Regions from separate parts of the Homo sapiens genome. Here regions 2 and 3 are each linked to region 1. Evidence: read pairs that join two places in POLR2A ChIA-PET (ENCODE). Cell type or tissue: OCI-LY7. All regions are shown on one strand. Region 1 overlaps AUTS2 (activator of transcription and developmental regulator AUTS2). Region 2 overlaps AUTS2 (activator of transcription and developmental regulator AUTS2). Region 3 has its middle 190 kb from the start of CT66.

Region 1 (5,000 bases):
GGATTTTCTAGGAGTGTGAATAAAGAAGAGGAATGGAGCCATCCATGGATGGCAAAGTCATGCCGTTGCAATAAGTACTACATTTACATATTTAGTACAGATCCCATCTTAGAAAGGGTGGATTTGGTCGGGTGCGGTGGCTTACGTCTGTGTGATTTCAGCACTTTGGGAGGCTGAGGTGAGCAGATCGCTTGAGCCCAGGAGTTTGAGACCAGCCAGGACAACATAGCAAGACCTGTCTCTCTCTTTCTCTCTTTTTTTTTAAAGGCTCCCTGCTCATGAGGAATGGGGAGAGGGAAGAAAGGGTGGATTTGGAGAAGGTTATAGCAGTGAGTATGGCTGTAAATTTGCAAGGAATAACTTTTTTTATTTCCAACAGTGATTGCTTTAGATAAATATTTTATTGTAGATTTCAATATTGTTGCAATTGTATTTGACTCAGCAAAAATAGTTTTTATAATTTGTCAACAGAACTTCTTTAAAATGGCTTCCTAAGTTGTTTCAGCTAATTATGAGGTATGGTGATCTCAACCTCCTTCCAACCACTGGTCCACTCTTGAGTCTTCAGGCTTTTTTTTTTGCTTCAAGAGTAGCATTGTAAGTTTTTAGTCTTCAGAGAACAGGAAGAATTCTAGTTTCTCAGTTCTTGTTCTGATCAGGATTGTATTTTCTTTTCGTCAGTTTGTGCTCTGAAACTGCAGGGCCAGGCAGAGTCCATGCTACCTGATAAAGCATCTGGAACCATGGAAAACTGAGGGTGGATATGATGAGCCTCTCTAATACCAGAGATAGTGGACAGAAGCCATCCGTTTTGCATTTGGCTTTTTTGAGGACTCAGTAAATCCACACAGAGAATTAGCTAAGGCTGTTTGAGAAACAGCCTGTGGGATAATGAACACTTTTATGCTTTTTAAAATGACCACGGGGAGCCTCATCAGAAGAGGCGATTCCAGGATTCCAAGATGGCAGCTGGGTTTTTCATTGTTCCTGTGGGACTTGCACTGTGAAGTGTGATTGTAGCTGATTTTTCCTTTCAACAGGAATTCATTAGGGGTATCCATTAGCTAATGAACTATTGATATAAGAAAAAAGGTCAGTTATTTTAGAGAGGAAAAATGTGGCTTTAACTCTCGATTATTTGTGTGTTGGGTCCATTTGAAGGCTTCTTCCCCTGGCTCAAAATCTGGAAAACTGATTTGAAAGACCTTCAGTTTTATTTAGAAAGAAGGAAAAACAGATTATTTCAGTTACTTTATGTTTTGTGATTTTTACTCGATTTACCTAAAGAGAAAGTGCTCAGATTTAAATTCTAGGTACCTTCGTTGCTAATTATTTTTTACTGCACTTTTATGGCCATTTTTTATTTCTAAGGATTGAACCCTTTTTTTTGTAGTTTTCTCTCAAGGGCTAATATTTATATTTTTTTGCTTCCAAAAACTGTTAAAGTCTGAAAGTGTAAATTTATATTTGTGGTGTTTACTTTGTCCTTTAAATGTTTTTGTGTACCCATACTTTTTGTCATAAAGATGGAAAAATGATATTAAATTAACCAAATGAAAGTAATTAATGCTGAACATTCACTAAATTATTAAGATGTTAATGTGATTCCAAATGCAGATAGTTCATGGGCAGCAGCATGTGTCCTGGGACTCCCCCTCAAAGGTTGGCAAGGTTTGGGCAATTTTGAGGGAGGGAGTTAATTCTTAAGTAGTAAGCTTTTTCGTTTACCTCTACTATTTATAAGCTAATATGCAGGATCATTGTAAATTAGTGAAAAGTGCATTCCATTGAACTAGTAGTTGTAATACTGGGTTAAATATCTAAGTTGTGTGACTTTGGGCATGAGTTTCTGCCTCTGTGGGTCTTATTTTTCCCTGTTATCAGAACTGTAGCATTGGACTAGATCATGTTTCCTTGTGTGTTTTTTGGAAAATGTGACAATATACTAGGACCTACATGAAGTCACAGTATAAACACCCAAGGGACACAACAGGCATATCTTCCTGCCTTTCATATCTATTCACTTGAGGCTTTTGGTAAGACATTAATTTTATACTTAAGCAAACATATTAAAGACTGAAAGGAACTCATATATCTTCATATAGTGTTAAAGATATTAACACAAAAATGAAAGAAATATTGTCCATACAGCAGGCCACAGATAGATATCCCTTGTTTTGTGATCAGTCTTTTCTGCTATGGAGGGCACTTTGGACACATTTGAGGATCACTGCATTAGATGACAGGAAATGTGTTTCTTCCTATGCTCAAGTTGTGTAGCCATGACATTTGAGGATATTTACATTTTGAATTTCCCTCCTCCCTCCCCTAAATTAGTGGCATGTTCTAGAGAAGGGTTCATGTGCTTTATTTACATAAAACCTATCTCAATGTTGTTTGATAAGAATCTGTTAAGAGATCTTGTCCTAAAAGGATGGCACTTAGTGTTGGAACTGGAGAATGGTGGGGTGTGAGGAGTTAAAGTAATTCCCTAAGCACACTAGACACGCCTGATGCCCCTTTCAAGCCAGTCTGCTTCCACGTGGTGATTCTTTCTGATTCCCATTATCACTGTGTCCCCCTCACCCCTGCCATTTAGCCTAGATTCTGGCAGAATGGAAATCCACGTTTCTGAATTTAGTATGATTTTTTTTTCTTTCCTTCTATTCTCAGCAACAATAAGTACTCTTGATGGCAGCTGCTGTATTAAGCCCAAGAGCTTAAAAGATTAAAGAAACCACTAACAGCAGTAAGGAGGAAGTTTAAGGGCCTGTTTTTCTGAAGGTTTGTGTTTTCATTCTGATGGTTGAGTAGAAAATTACAAACAGGTTGTGTTCGGCAGCTGGAATGCTCTCCAACATCTGGGGAGACCCAGCCTTCTGTTTATTTCCCATTCATTGGAAGGGTGGCCAGCCAGTAGCAGAAACTGCAGGCAGAGATACTAGAACTCTTTGGGTACATAAGCCGTTAGAAATTCTTTTTTTGTAGAAATTTCTTCATAGAAATACCTTGTTCTCTATTTTTTCATAAGCTTGACTGAGCACTTAACTTCAGGTCAGTTGCTGAGGAAGAGGTCTGAAGGTAATATTAGTACCCCCCCAACTACTTTCAGCTGGAAACAAGAGTTGTTTGGGCCCTTACTGAGTTCCTACTTTAGAGTCAAGGGCTGGCCTTCCCCTGCATCTGTCTGCATATACCTCACAGCTGAGCAGATAACATATTTGTGCAGCTATTCCCTTATGATTTCCTCTCTATTAGAGAGAGGTGGAGCCTATGACAGACTGCAGAGTGTTTGCTCCATTCTTCCCCACCCCGTAGCTTTACTGAGGTATAGTTGATAATTAAAGTATTTACATATATTTAAGGTATATAGCTTGATTATGAGATATATAAGTATACATTGTGAATATTCAAAATCAAACTAATCAATCACTCCACATAGTTACCGCTTTTCTTTTTATAGTGAGAATACTTAGTATCTACCTTCTTAGCAAATTTTATTTATGCCACATAGTGACTATAGTTAACAATATTATATACTCAAACCCAGTTATTTTAATTTTTAATTTTTTTAGAGCTAGGATCTCGCTCTGTTGCTCAGGTTAGAGTGCAGTGGTGCTATCATAGCTCACTGCAACCTCAAACTCCTGGGCTCAAGCAGTCCCGCCATCTCAGCCTCCCAAGTAGTTAGGACTACAGGTATATACCGCCATGCCTGGCCTAATTTTTATTTTTAGAGATGAAGTCTAGCTTTGTTGCCCAGACTGGAATGCAGTGGCATGATCATAGCTCACTGTAGGCTCGAACTCCTGGGCTTAAGTGATTCTCCTGCCTTGGCCCCCCAGTTGCTGCGAGAATGGTGCCTTGTTCTCAAAACCATTTTGTAAAAAGTAATGTGCTGGCCAAATAAAACAGAACGCCAGTTTGTTATTTTTGGACAGCTTCATTATTTTGTACATGGGAAAAGAGAAGTTCGAAGTTTTGCCTTATGCAAGGTCATAAAGCTGGTCAGTGGCCCAACCAGGTTTAGAACCTTTATCTTTGGGGCTATTTGAGAAATTCAAGTGATCCCAGTTCAATCATTAGTGGCATTTGTGGTCTTCAGTCTGCACTGAGCAAGGGTTTCATGTTTGGTGTCTAATATTTTAGGATTATTAGAGCTAATCTAGCCTTTGGAGAAGCCAAATGGATTTTGGGGGTTGTCTGTAAGAACCCATCATGATGGCTGGAACAGCTCTTAAGTGGAACTTCTACATAAATCAACTTGCATTTGTTCTGTAACACCATGTGAATTTTCCTGAATTTCCAAGTAAATATATTTTGCATATTGCTTACAAATTGCTTAGGCTGTCTTCATGAATAATGAAAGCTGTGCTGTAGGAAGCTGGATATTAAGAAGGGGTGTTTTTAAAAACAGTATTTCATTTCTTTTGCTTATATTTTCTGTAGCCTCAAGGGTGTGTTCAGAGGTGGTAGGGAGGGAGGGTGCTGTTAAGGTTTCTCAACACCTGTGTTCCTTTACAGACCATTATCTCTTCTGCTATCAAAGAGGACTTGCCAGTTAGGTCAGGATGCATAAACCTCTGGACAGTGCCTTCTCCTATGCTTATCTTTGCTATATGTCTTGTTGTGTGTTTAGCTTCCATAACAAGGTTCTCTACTTCTCCAGTTTAAGAAGAAATCATCTGTTGTGCTGAACCTCTATTCATCTCAGTAGGGAAGGCACCAGCTTCAAGAGGCTGAGAAGAGACCCAGAGCCAGCAAATGAGACATGGGGTTTTATTAGGGGCTTACATACAGGGGAGAGAGTCCAGTGGTGGCAGACTGGACAACATACTGGCACCGCTCAGTGGCAGAGGGCTGGGCAGGAAAACTGCAGCCGCTTTGCAAACAGCATGCAGTTTATATAGCATTTTCAATTAACACCCTCCCCTTAACAACTTTCACCTGGCAACTTGCATGCCAACCCAAAGTTTAGGGCCTCAATTCCCTGTATGGCC
Region 2 (5,000 bases), 110 kb before region 1:
AAGAAAACTGGTATGTCTGATCTTTTCAAAAAGCCAGTGTCGTGAAACAAATTGCTGGTGGGTATTACTCCGGATTACAAGAGACTAAGGGAACATAACAGTCAAATTCAGTGTACAAATCTTGATGGGATCTGGCTTAAAAATTATAACTGCTGTAAAAGATGTTTGAGGCAGTTGTAGAAATTTGAATATGGACTGGCTATCAGATAACATTAGGAACTTAATGTCTTAGGTGTGATAGTATTTTGGTTGTGTTAGGAAAATATCTTTATTCTTAGGAGTTGCTTATTAAGTATTTCATGAAAGTATCATATCTGCAATTCACTTTCACATGGTTCCATGAGAGAGACGAGTGCATAGATAAGGTGATTTTGGCAAAGTTTTAACAATTTTGAATCTAAATAGTAGGCATATGGGTGTTTGTTTTATATTTATATTTATATTCAGCATAGAGAAAGCTGTGAATTCAGGAAAAGTTTATATGTAATTTCTGAGATTTCTAGCTCATGCATGCATTTCTGTTTGAGAATGCCTTATCTAGAATTTTTTATCAAGAAATCTGAATGGTGTTTAAGAATATCTTATCTAGAAATATGTTGGCATCTTAATATTATGGTTTGGTAGATAAAATGGATTTTTTTAAAAAAAGACTTGCAAAGAAGTGGATGAAATGCTAATATAAGAAAATTAGATTTTATAAGGAACATGTGACCAGATAAACTTGTCCTAATTATTGTGAGTCTCTTTAAAGCACATACCTTAGGACATTGTGTGTTGACGCTTTTACTGTTCATAACATATTCTTTAAGAATTCTCTCAGAGCCTTAAGATGATTTGTTTTTGAGAAACATCTGAAGTCTCCTGTAGCTTATTCTGATGTTATGAAGTAAGTGACTAAATTTTGATCACAGAAGTGTGTGACAGGGAAGTAGTGGGATATTCTTTGCCCCTCTTTGTGTCCTGTGATGCTGGTGGAAATTTCAAAGGAAGAGTTTCAAAAGTAGTTTACTTTGTTCAAACTCTCTAGCCCTAAACCATCAGTGACACCAGTGAGTGTTTCTTATTTTACCTATTTGGGTGTGTTAGATGTATTTTCACTGGGACTATTCTTTTGGTCAGAGAGCCTAAAGTTAAGTGTTTGAGCTTCTGGTCCTGTGATCTCAGCAACTGGACTTGATTCAGGTGCTTTGACTCAAGGGCACAGTGGTAGCATCACCAAAAATAGATGAATGGCAGCAGATCCCTAATGGCTGGCTCTCTGCTGGTTGCCCGTCTCAGCTCAGGACTTCCGAGAGGTATAAAACCTCACTGATAGCCAGGCATAATGGCTAGGGTTTACTCAGAGATGCTGGGGGCTTGAGTGTAGTATTGCTCTGTTGTAGGCTGATAATGGAGTATGTGCCAGGTGGGGGCAGGATGGTATCCAGGCAGTGTGGGCAAAGGGCTGCAGTTAGTCCCTTGTTACACTCAGTGACAGGTGACTCTGAGCTGTCTGGAAGTAAGATAAAGTGATTCAAGGATAGGATCCATACCTGAAAGAGAGGTATTCAGAATAGCATTTGAAGTCAGGTAGACTTCAGCTCTTCCAATGGACCTGCAAGAGGTGGTCAGGAAATATCTCATAGATGAATTAAAGAAGTGTTACATGAAAATGTAAAGGGGCAAACCAAATAAAATGGGTTCATTAGGTCCCAGGACTAGTGGAGGGGCATTCATGTTGGAATGGAGAGTAGTGAGAATTGGGGAGGGGTTGCATAGGGGCTTGTTCTTAGGGCAGAGTTTTTCAACAACAGGTATATATAAGAGGTCAAAATTTAGGAAGTCTGTTAGAGAAGATTATAAACTCCATGAGGACAGGAGACATGTCTGCATTGTTCAACACTGGATACTTGATATAATGCCTGGAAAATAGTAGATGTGCAGTATAAATTTCCGTTGAATGAGTAAAAATGTTAAGTGGCGAATAAAGGAATGCATGGGGATGATACAGACAAAGCAGTAATCTGTGGTGGTTGATGGCTGACCTGGTTGTAGAGTACCAGGGGGAATGTGAATATTTTAGATTTCCTCAGAGGCTAGTTTCTGAGATGTTTTGTTTACCAGTGTGGTAACCTTCTCATGGCCCTAGCTCAAATGGTAATCAACTAGTCTTTGCAGCACAACTGTGAGGTAAACATGCTGTGTCCATTTTAGAGAAGAGGAAACTGAGATTCAGAGAGATGAAGGAATTTGCATGAAGGTCCACAACTAAGAAGATAAGATGTGAAACTAGATATTTCAGCTCTTGAATACAATCTTCTTTTTACTTGAGCGCTCAATGCTGGGGACAGTTCTGCTTTTCAAGTGGCCTGATAAATAGTATCTTTGTATCATGTGAGAGTTATTAAGACTGTGATAGAAATAAATAAGGAAAAATTCACATACCAGCCAATCCTCGTTACTCTGCTTATTCCCCTATTCATCATTTGGCTGATTGAATACTGAAGATGATAAAGCTGAATCGGTAGAGCAATGTGTGATTAAAAAAAAATCTGCTATTCCACTTAATGGGCTACAGTTATTAGAAAGAAATAGAAACCCCAGTTAATGTTAGTATGGGCTACTTATTTAGGAAAGGAGATTTTTAAATGAAATAAGCCTTTCCTTTTTATTATATTGCTGGAGACAGTTTTCATTTTTGCCCACCTGGTACTTAAATGGTTATTGCTATAAGGAAACCAGTCTTACTGATAACCGAATGAAATAAATTAAACAGACACATGCAAACAAATCCAAAATGTGCCTGAGAAAGATGTGGTCTTCTAGCTTTCAGTCATTCAGTGAGACATTTGGCAGAGATGGGTGCAGCAGATAAAACTGTCATGGTTTTCAGAAGTCATTCCAAGACACCAGAGAGGAAACATGACAGACACTGGAAAGAGACCCTCTTTCAGATATGAGTAATATATATTTTATACTCATATTAATATTTCATTGGAGAGAAGGTCAAAATCTACATTTAAATGGAAATATTTAAAAAGCAGAAGCATAATATTTGACTAAGTGAAACACTCAGGGTTTTTCAAGAACACAAGCTGCACCCCTGGGACCTCAGCTCTCTAGATCTGTTGTTTCTTAGAGCACGGTAGAATGTTTGAATTCCTTTAGTTTTATCGGTAGATCTTAGCCCTGGCATTTAGGAATCTTAATCCCTCTACTCCCCTTCCATTTGACCCCGAATTGTGTTACATACTACCTAACAGTGTGTTCAGTGCACAGTATGGCCTCTCTCAGTCCTATAAAATTATTTAAATTTCTAAAAATTCATTTTTCTGGTCCTGTGAAATGGACATAATAGGATTGTGGAGATGGACATAAATAAGATGCTTTCAATTATGAGTAATGGAAAACCCATCTAACAAAGTATGGTGGCAAGAAGATGGGAATAGGAGGCCCAGGGTTTATTCAGAGGCTGTGTTCATCCTTCGTTTCCCTCTGCTATTCAAAGTGTGTTAGAATTCACCTTCAGGCTTCTGACCTCATGATTATAAGATGGCTGCCATTGTTTCAGAATAATTTCTTCATGGCATCTAAAACAAGAAGATGGGATGCCAGGAGCAAAAGAATCTTCCTGGTACCTTTTTCCTCCTTTTTATCAGAGAAGATGATTTTTCCTCAAAGCCTACAGAAGACTTGCCTTTATGTCTCATTGACCAGACTTGGGTCACATTACCACTCCGTTATCCCTGCCCTCAAACTGGCAAAGAGAATCAAGAAGACCTTGATTGGCGTAGATCACTCATGCTTGATTTCCTGAGGCTCGTCTCATTGCCTCTCTCAGAAACTTGGGGCTCTATTTTTATTAGCTAAGAAGGGCAATGGTTATTGTCTGCCACAGTGATGCTCTTGTGTGAAGTAAAGGTGCATAAAATGCATGTCTTCCCTGGACTTTAGTGCATCCTTGGTTTGTAAGTGACTACGATTACATGAATCAGAAATAAATCAGGAAAAGGAAAGTTGGTAATTTTGGCCTATTCCTGCAGAAATCATAGCAGGGAGGGGAGTGTTTGTGAACGAAGGGAGGGTCCAGTTCTCTAAAGCTGTGCTGGTGAACTACCACTGCATAGGGTGGCCCTCTGCTGACCCTAGAGCAAGCTGGAGGTGAGACGAGTTTGTCAGGACATCCCAGATTCTTTCTTCTGTACTCTTTCCTCTTCTCTGTTTTCCACCAATCCAATCAAAGGCAGTGCTGATGTAGTCAGCACAACTCCTGGGATGCAGGTGCCTGGGGCTGCAATTCTGTTCTGACACTGACTGTGGACATTCTGGTTCTGGGCAGCCACTTGAGGTAACAATAATGATACACAGTTCCTGCTTTTAAGAGGTTCATGATGAGGAGCTTCACTGCTCCCCTGTTGCTTTATGACAGGATGAGGATTCAGACTAAATGACCACTTCCCTCTTTTCTCACTCTCAAGTTTTATGATTTCTTTCAAGTTTATTTGGGATTTTTTTTTTTTGGTCTGTGCCTTTTGTTAATATATTCTACATGCATTTTGCTTCTAGGCATATTGATATTCACAAAGTTTACCACTGACAGTTGTAGTCTGAGAGTGTACAGAAAAAAACGTAGTTGACCACTCTATGATTATTCTGGACTCTGTGACTCTCTTAATGCAAGCCAAGACCACATTAGCCTTTTTGGCAGTCTTATTACTTTGTGGCTTTTGTTGGGTTTGCAGTCATCCAGAATTTCTAAGAACAATATTTGGAAGGTGGCTTTGCAGAGACTTGAGCCACTGAACTTCTCTTGTCATGTGCTTCCTTTACTTCACTCCTTTCTTTAATATATGCCTGGCATTGGGCCCAGAATCCATAATACGATATTCATAATAAATACCAACATCTTTTGAGCACTCCCTATGTGTCGGGTGTTACACTAAGTGCTTTACAGGTATTGTTTCATTTAATCCCCACAGCAACTTTCTTCCCCTTTTTCTGGAGACAGAGTCTCCCTCTGT
Region 3 (5,000 bases), 540 kb before region 1:
TGTTGCCAGGCTGGAGTGCAATAGCATGATCTCGGCTCACTGCAACCTCTGCCTCCCGGGTTCAAGCGATTCTCCTGCCTCAGCCTCCCGAGTAGCTGGGACTATAGGTGCCCGCCACCACGCCTGGCTAATTTTTGTATTTTTAGTAGAGACAGGGTTTCACCATGTTGGCCAGGATGGTCTCGACCTCTTGACCTCATGATCCACCCGCCTCGGCCTCCCAACATGGTGTGTTTTTAATTTTTTTAATTCAGTTTTTACAAATTCAATGGGATCCTATCCCTCTGCTGCTCTAAACCTTCCATGGGCTTCCCATTTCACTCAGAGTAAAAGCCACAGTCCTTGGAATGACCCACAAGGTTGTAGATGATCTGGTCCTGAAGTCACAGTTTCCTCATTCCCATTCTTCTCACCCTCACCCGTACCAGGCCAGCTACACCGGCCTCCTTGCTGTTTTCTCAAACACACCAGGCACCCTCCCTGGGCAGTTACCCGGGCTGCTAGCTTTTACACAGAAGGCTTTTCCCCCAGGCAACTTCATGGCTCACTTCTTCACCTCTTTCAAGACTTGATTCAAACGTCACCCTCTCATCAGGGTCTTCCCTGCGTGGTATTTAAAACTCAAACAGTCTCCGACTCTGTAAGTTTCCATCTTTCTTCCCTGCTTTATTTTCTACACAGCACTTATCACTAATAAACCACATTTTATTTTTTATCTATGTCTCTCCTGACTGGAGCTCAAAAAGACAAAGATTGTTTTTGGGTTTTTTGGTTTTGTGTTTTGTTTTTTGTTTTGAGACAGAGTCTCACTCTGTCGCCCAGGCTGAGTTCGGTGGCGCAACCTCGGCTCACTGCAACCTCCACCTCCCGGGTCCAAGCGATTCTCCTGCCTCAGCCTCCCAAGTAGCTGGGATCACAGGGGTCCACTACCATGCCTGACTACTTTTTGTATTTTTAGTGGAGATGGGGTTTCACCATGTTGGCTAGGCTGGTCTCGAATTCCTGACCTCAGGTAATCCACCCTCCTGGTGCTCCCAAAGTGCTGAGATTACAGGCATGAGCCACAGAGCCCAGCCCACTTCTGGTTTTTAAATGGAAATTGATGACCTCAAATGCAGAAGTACAGACAAACCCTCTCTCGGGTCTCCATCTATGTGGAGGCAAAAAAGACCAAAGTCAGAAGTGCTCGGGGCTGCGTGGCCTCCCTCCTCCACCAGGTCCAGCATTTCCCACACTTTGTGGGTCTGATGCTTGATTTTAGCAGCCAGGGTGTATAAGAAAGGAGCGCAGCTGGAGCCATCCTCCCCTCACCACTCGCAGTGGTCCGATGTCTCAGAGCATCCAGAAAAGAATGCAAACACCAATTAATCGGGAGGCTGAGGCAGGAGAATCGCTGGAACCCAAGAGGCGGATGTTGCAGTGTGCTGAGAATGCACCACTGCACTCCAGCCTGGGTGAAAGAGCGAGACTCCATATCAAAACAAACAAACAAACACTCAAACAGGCTTTTATGAGGGCTGTAACCCAATGGACAAGGCGCACTCTCTTAGCCTGGGAATGTCCCTGCTCTGAACCAGTTGCCTTGCCAACAAGCCACATGTTTCCACCCTGCAGAATCCAATTTCTGAGCAATGTGACAGTGACAGGTCCAGAGACATGCTACACACTCCCAAGGTGCCTTTGAACACCTGCTGAATCGTTAAGAACAATGTGTATCTCTGCATGTACTTAGCAACGTGGAACACGCACCAGGAAAATGCACATCACGCTCAGTTTATGCAGCAGCCCCCACCACCCCAGGCCACCCCCAAACATCTTGCAAGCTACAGAGCACACAAGGCTGAGCCACCTTCTTTATCACCATCATTCTCAGAATCACTGCAGACTCACTCCTTAAGTCCCAGATTAAGCATTAATATTAACACCTTAATATTAAGTTATTTAATCCTCACAACAACCCTATGATTTAAATGACTATTATCCCATTTCAGATGGAGGAAGCGAGACCTAGAAAGGGTAGGTAGCGCTGGGTACTGTGGCTCACACCTGTAATCCCACCACTTTGGGAGGCTGAGGCAGGAGGATTGTTTGAGGCCAGAAGTTCGGGGCCAGCCTGGGCAACACAGGGAGACCCCCTCCTCCCTATCTCTACAAAAAGAAAAATCTAAAAATTAGCCGAGTATGGTGGTGTGTACCTGTAGTCCCAGCTACTTGGGAGACTGAGGTGGGAAGATCCTTGAGCCCAGGAGTTGGAGGCTGCAGTGAGCTATGATGGCACCACTGCACTCCAGCCTGGGTGACAGAGCAAGATCATGTCTCTCCAAAAAAAAAAAAAAAAGAAAGAAAGAAAGGGTAAGTAATTATCCAAATTCACACAGCTAGAGAAAAATGACACCAGGATTTAAACCTAGACTGTCTGCCTCCAGAGTTTACCCTCTCAAACATTCCCCTATACTATGACTCTGTAATACTCCTTAAATGTGCAGGTTAAAGATTGTTGTAATTATCTTTGCTGCATAACTACCCACCCAAAAACTTCACAAAGAAAAATACCAAGTTCATTCTGCTCATGGACACAGTGGGTGAGGAATTTGGGCAGGACACCATGGGGACAGCTTGTCTCTGCTCTACCGCGTCTATCCAAGGCATCAGCTACAAAGGCTCAAAGGCTGAGAATGACTCAATGGCTGGGACTGATATCATCTAAAGCTATTGCACTCACGTCACTCTCTACACACGGTCTCTCCATGTGACCTGGGCTGCTCAGCCTGGTGGCTGCTTTCGAGAAGCAAGTGTCCCACAAGGCAGGAAGTAGAAGCTGTTGGTTTCTGAAGACGGATACTGGAATCCAGAGCAGCATCACGTCTGCCGTTTTCTATTGACCAAGCAGTCCCAGAGTCCAGATTCCATGGGAGGGGCAGAGACCCTACCTCTCAAAGAATTTTGTGGCCATTTTTTTAAACCACCAATAAGATCGTTTAGCCTAACTCCTTTATTTATTTATTTATTTATTTATTTATTTATTTATTTATTTTTATTTTTTGAGACAGTCTTGCTCTGTCACCCAGACTGGAATGCAGTGGCACGATCTCGGTTCACTGCAACCTCTGCCTCCCGGGTTCAAGCCATTCTCCTGCGTCAGCCTCCTGAGTAGCTGGAATTATAGGTGTGCACTACCACATCTGGCTAATTTTTGTTATTTTTAGTAGAGACGAGGTTTCACCATGTTGGCCATGCTGGTCTTAAACTCCTGGGCTCAAGTGATCCTCCCACCTCGGCTTTCCAAAGTGCTGGGATTACAGGCATGAGCCACCGCGCCCGGCCAGTCCAATCCCTTTAAATTCTATCTGAACAACTGAAGCTCAGAGAAGTTAAGCAATGTGTCCAAGATCGCATAATTCGTAAAGTGCTAGTGCCAGCATGGAACAGGTGCCTTCAGGTCCGGTCTCTTAACGCTATGCCACTCCGTCTCAATGTGGCTGCACGTTGAAATCACCTGGGGAACTTTAAAGAGTGCTGATGCCCGGGTGCCCCTGCAGAGATTCTGATTTGTTATGACGTGGCCTGGGCATGGGGATCTTTAAAAGCCCCCCAGGGGCTTTAACAGTCTGCAGTGTGAGAACCATGCTCTATGCAGTACCCCCAGTTGGTTCCATACAGGTGAAATCTACCACTGTTTCAGTGTCTCCACATTTGCAGTGGCCTTAGCCTACGATGGAAACAACTACACCAAGAACAGATTTCTGACACCTTCACCTGGTTCACTAACTTCATCCTGAACCTTTGTCCAACACGCCTAACAAATTTTTGTGTTTTTTGTAGAGACAGGGTTTTGCCACGTTGCCCAGGCTGGTCTTGAACTCCTGACCTCAAGCAATCTGCCCACCTCAGCCTCCCAAAGTGCTGGGATTACAGGCATGAGTCCCTGCAACTTACCACCTTCTCTTTCTTGATAATACTTTGTGGGGTTTTTTTGTGGAGGGAGGGATCTTAACCTTTATTTTATTTTATTTTATTTTATTTTATTTTATTTTATTTTATTTTATTTTATTTATTTATTTTTTGAGATGGAGTCTCGCTCTGTCACCCAGGCTGGAGTGCAGTGGCGCCACCTTGGCTCAGTGCAAGCTCCGCCTCCCAGGTTCACGCCATTCTCCTGCCTCAGCCTCCCTAGTAGCTGGAACTACAGGCTCCTGCCACCACACCCGGCTATTTTTTGTATTTTTAGTAGAGACAGGGTTAGCCAGAATGGTCTTGATCTCCTGAGCTCGTGATCCACCCACCTCGGCCTCCCAAAGTGCTGAGATTACAGGCATGAGCCACCGCGCCCGGCTGGTCTTAACCTTTATTTTAAGTTCAGGGGTACAAGTATGGGTTTGTGACATAGGTAAACTTGTGTCATGAGGGATTGTTGTACAGATCATTTCATCACCCAGGTATTAAGCCTAGTACTCATTAGTTATTTTTCCTAATCCTCTCCCTCCTCCCACCCTCCACTCTCTGAAAGGTCCCAGTGTGTGCCATTTCCCTCTATTTGTCCACGTGTTCTCATCATTTAGCTACCACTTATAAATGAGAATATGCGATATTTGGTTTTCTGTTCCTGTGTTAGTTCACTAAGGATAATGGCCTCCAGCTCCAGCCACGTCCATGCAAAGGACATGATCTTGTTCTTTTTTATGGCTGCATAGTATTCCATGGTGTATATGTACCACATTTTCTTTATCCAGTCTGTCGCTGTTGGGTATTTAGGTTGAACCATGTCTTTGCTATTGTAAATAGTGCTATGGTGAACGTATGTGTGCAAGTGTCTTCATAATAGAATGATTTGATCCCCTCATCTTCTGCCTCCCACCACCTTCCAGTGGCCCCTCAGAAGCAGCAATTTAACACTCAACGCTTCAACTATGAGTCATGCTCATCTCTTCACCGCCATCTGCCAAGCTCCAGAAATTTATTTCTGCCTTTGGAGCTCCTCACAGGTGGAGACCCAAAGGCCA

What was found. Peaks named below come from ENCODE experiments on the same cell type or tissue, not always from the same donor. Only the 100,000 strongest peaks of a DNase experiment are listed, where the experiment ranks them.
Region 2: POLR2A ChIA-PET joins it to region 1 with 6 read pairs; 3 of 35 experiments call an interaction of 5 or more read pairs at or near these places.
Region 3: POLR2A ChIA-PET joins it to region 1 with 6 read pairs; 1 of 35 experiments calls an interaction of 5 or more read pairs at or near these places.

Annotation. Positions count from the first base shown.
Region 1 is chr7:69,950,726-69,955,725 of GRCh38, forward strand. All of the region lies in intron 2 of AUTS2 (activator of transcription and developmental regulator AUTS2), which reads left to right. Among named protein-coding and RNA genes, the nearest start is that of AUTS2, 350 kb to the left of the region's middle. In OCI-LY7, no CTCF peak of the experiment used is centred here; DNase peaks (open chromatin) are centred at 2,286, 2,786 and 3,126; H3K4me3 peaks cover 2,662 bases; H3K27ac peaks cover 3,736 bases.
Region 2 is chr7:69,841,612-69,846,611 of GRCh38, forward strand. All of the region lies in intron 1 of AUTS2 (activator of transcription and developmental regulator AUTS2), which reads left to right. Among named protein-coding and RNA genes, the nearest start is that of AUTS2, 250 kb to the left of the region's middle. RefSeq lists an enhancer at 2,304-2,413. In OCI-LY7, no CTCF peak of the experiment used is centred here; DNase peaks (open chromatin) are centred at 2,270, 3,080, 3,810 and 4,380; H3K4me3 peaks cover 2,339 bases; H3K27ac peaks cover 1,440 bases.
Region 3 is chr7:69,410,081-69,415,080 of GRCh38, forward strand. No RefSeq gene overlaps it. Among named protein-coding and RNA genes, the nearest start is that of CT66, 190 kb to the right of the region's middle. In OCI-LY7, no CTCF peak of the experiment used is centred here; a DNase peak (open chromatin) is centred at 2,771.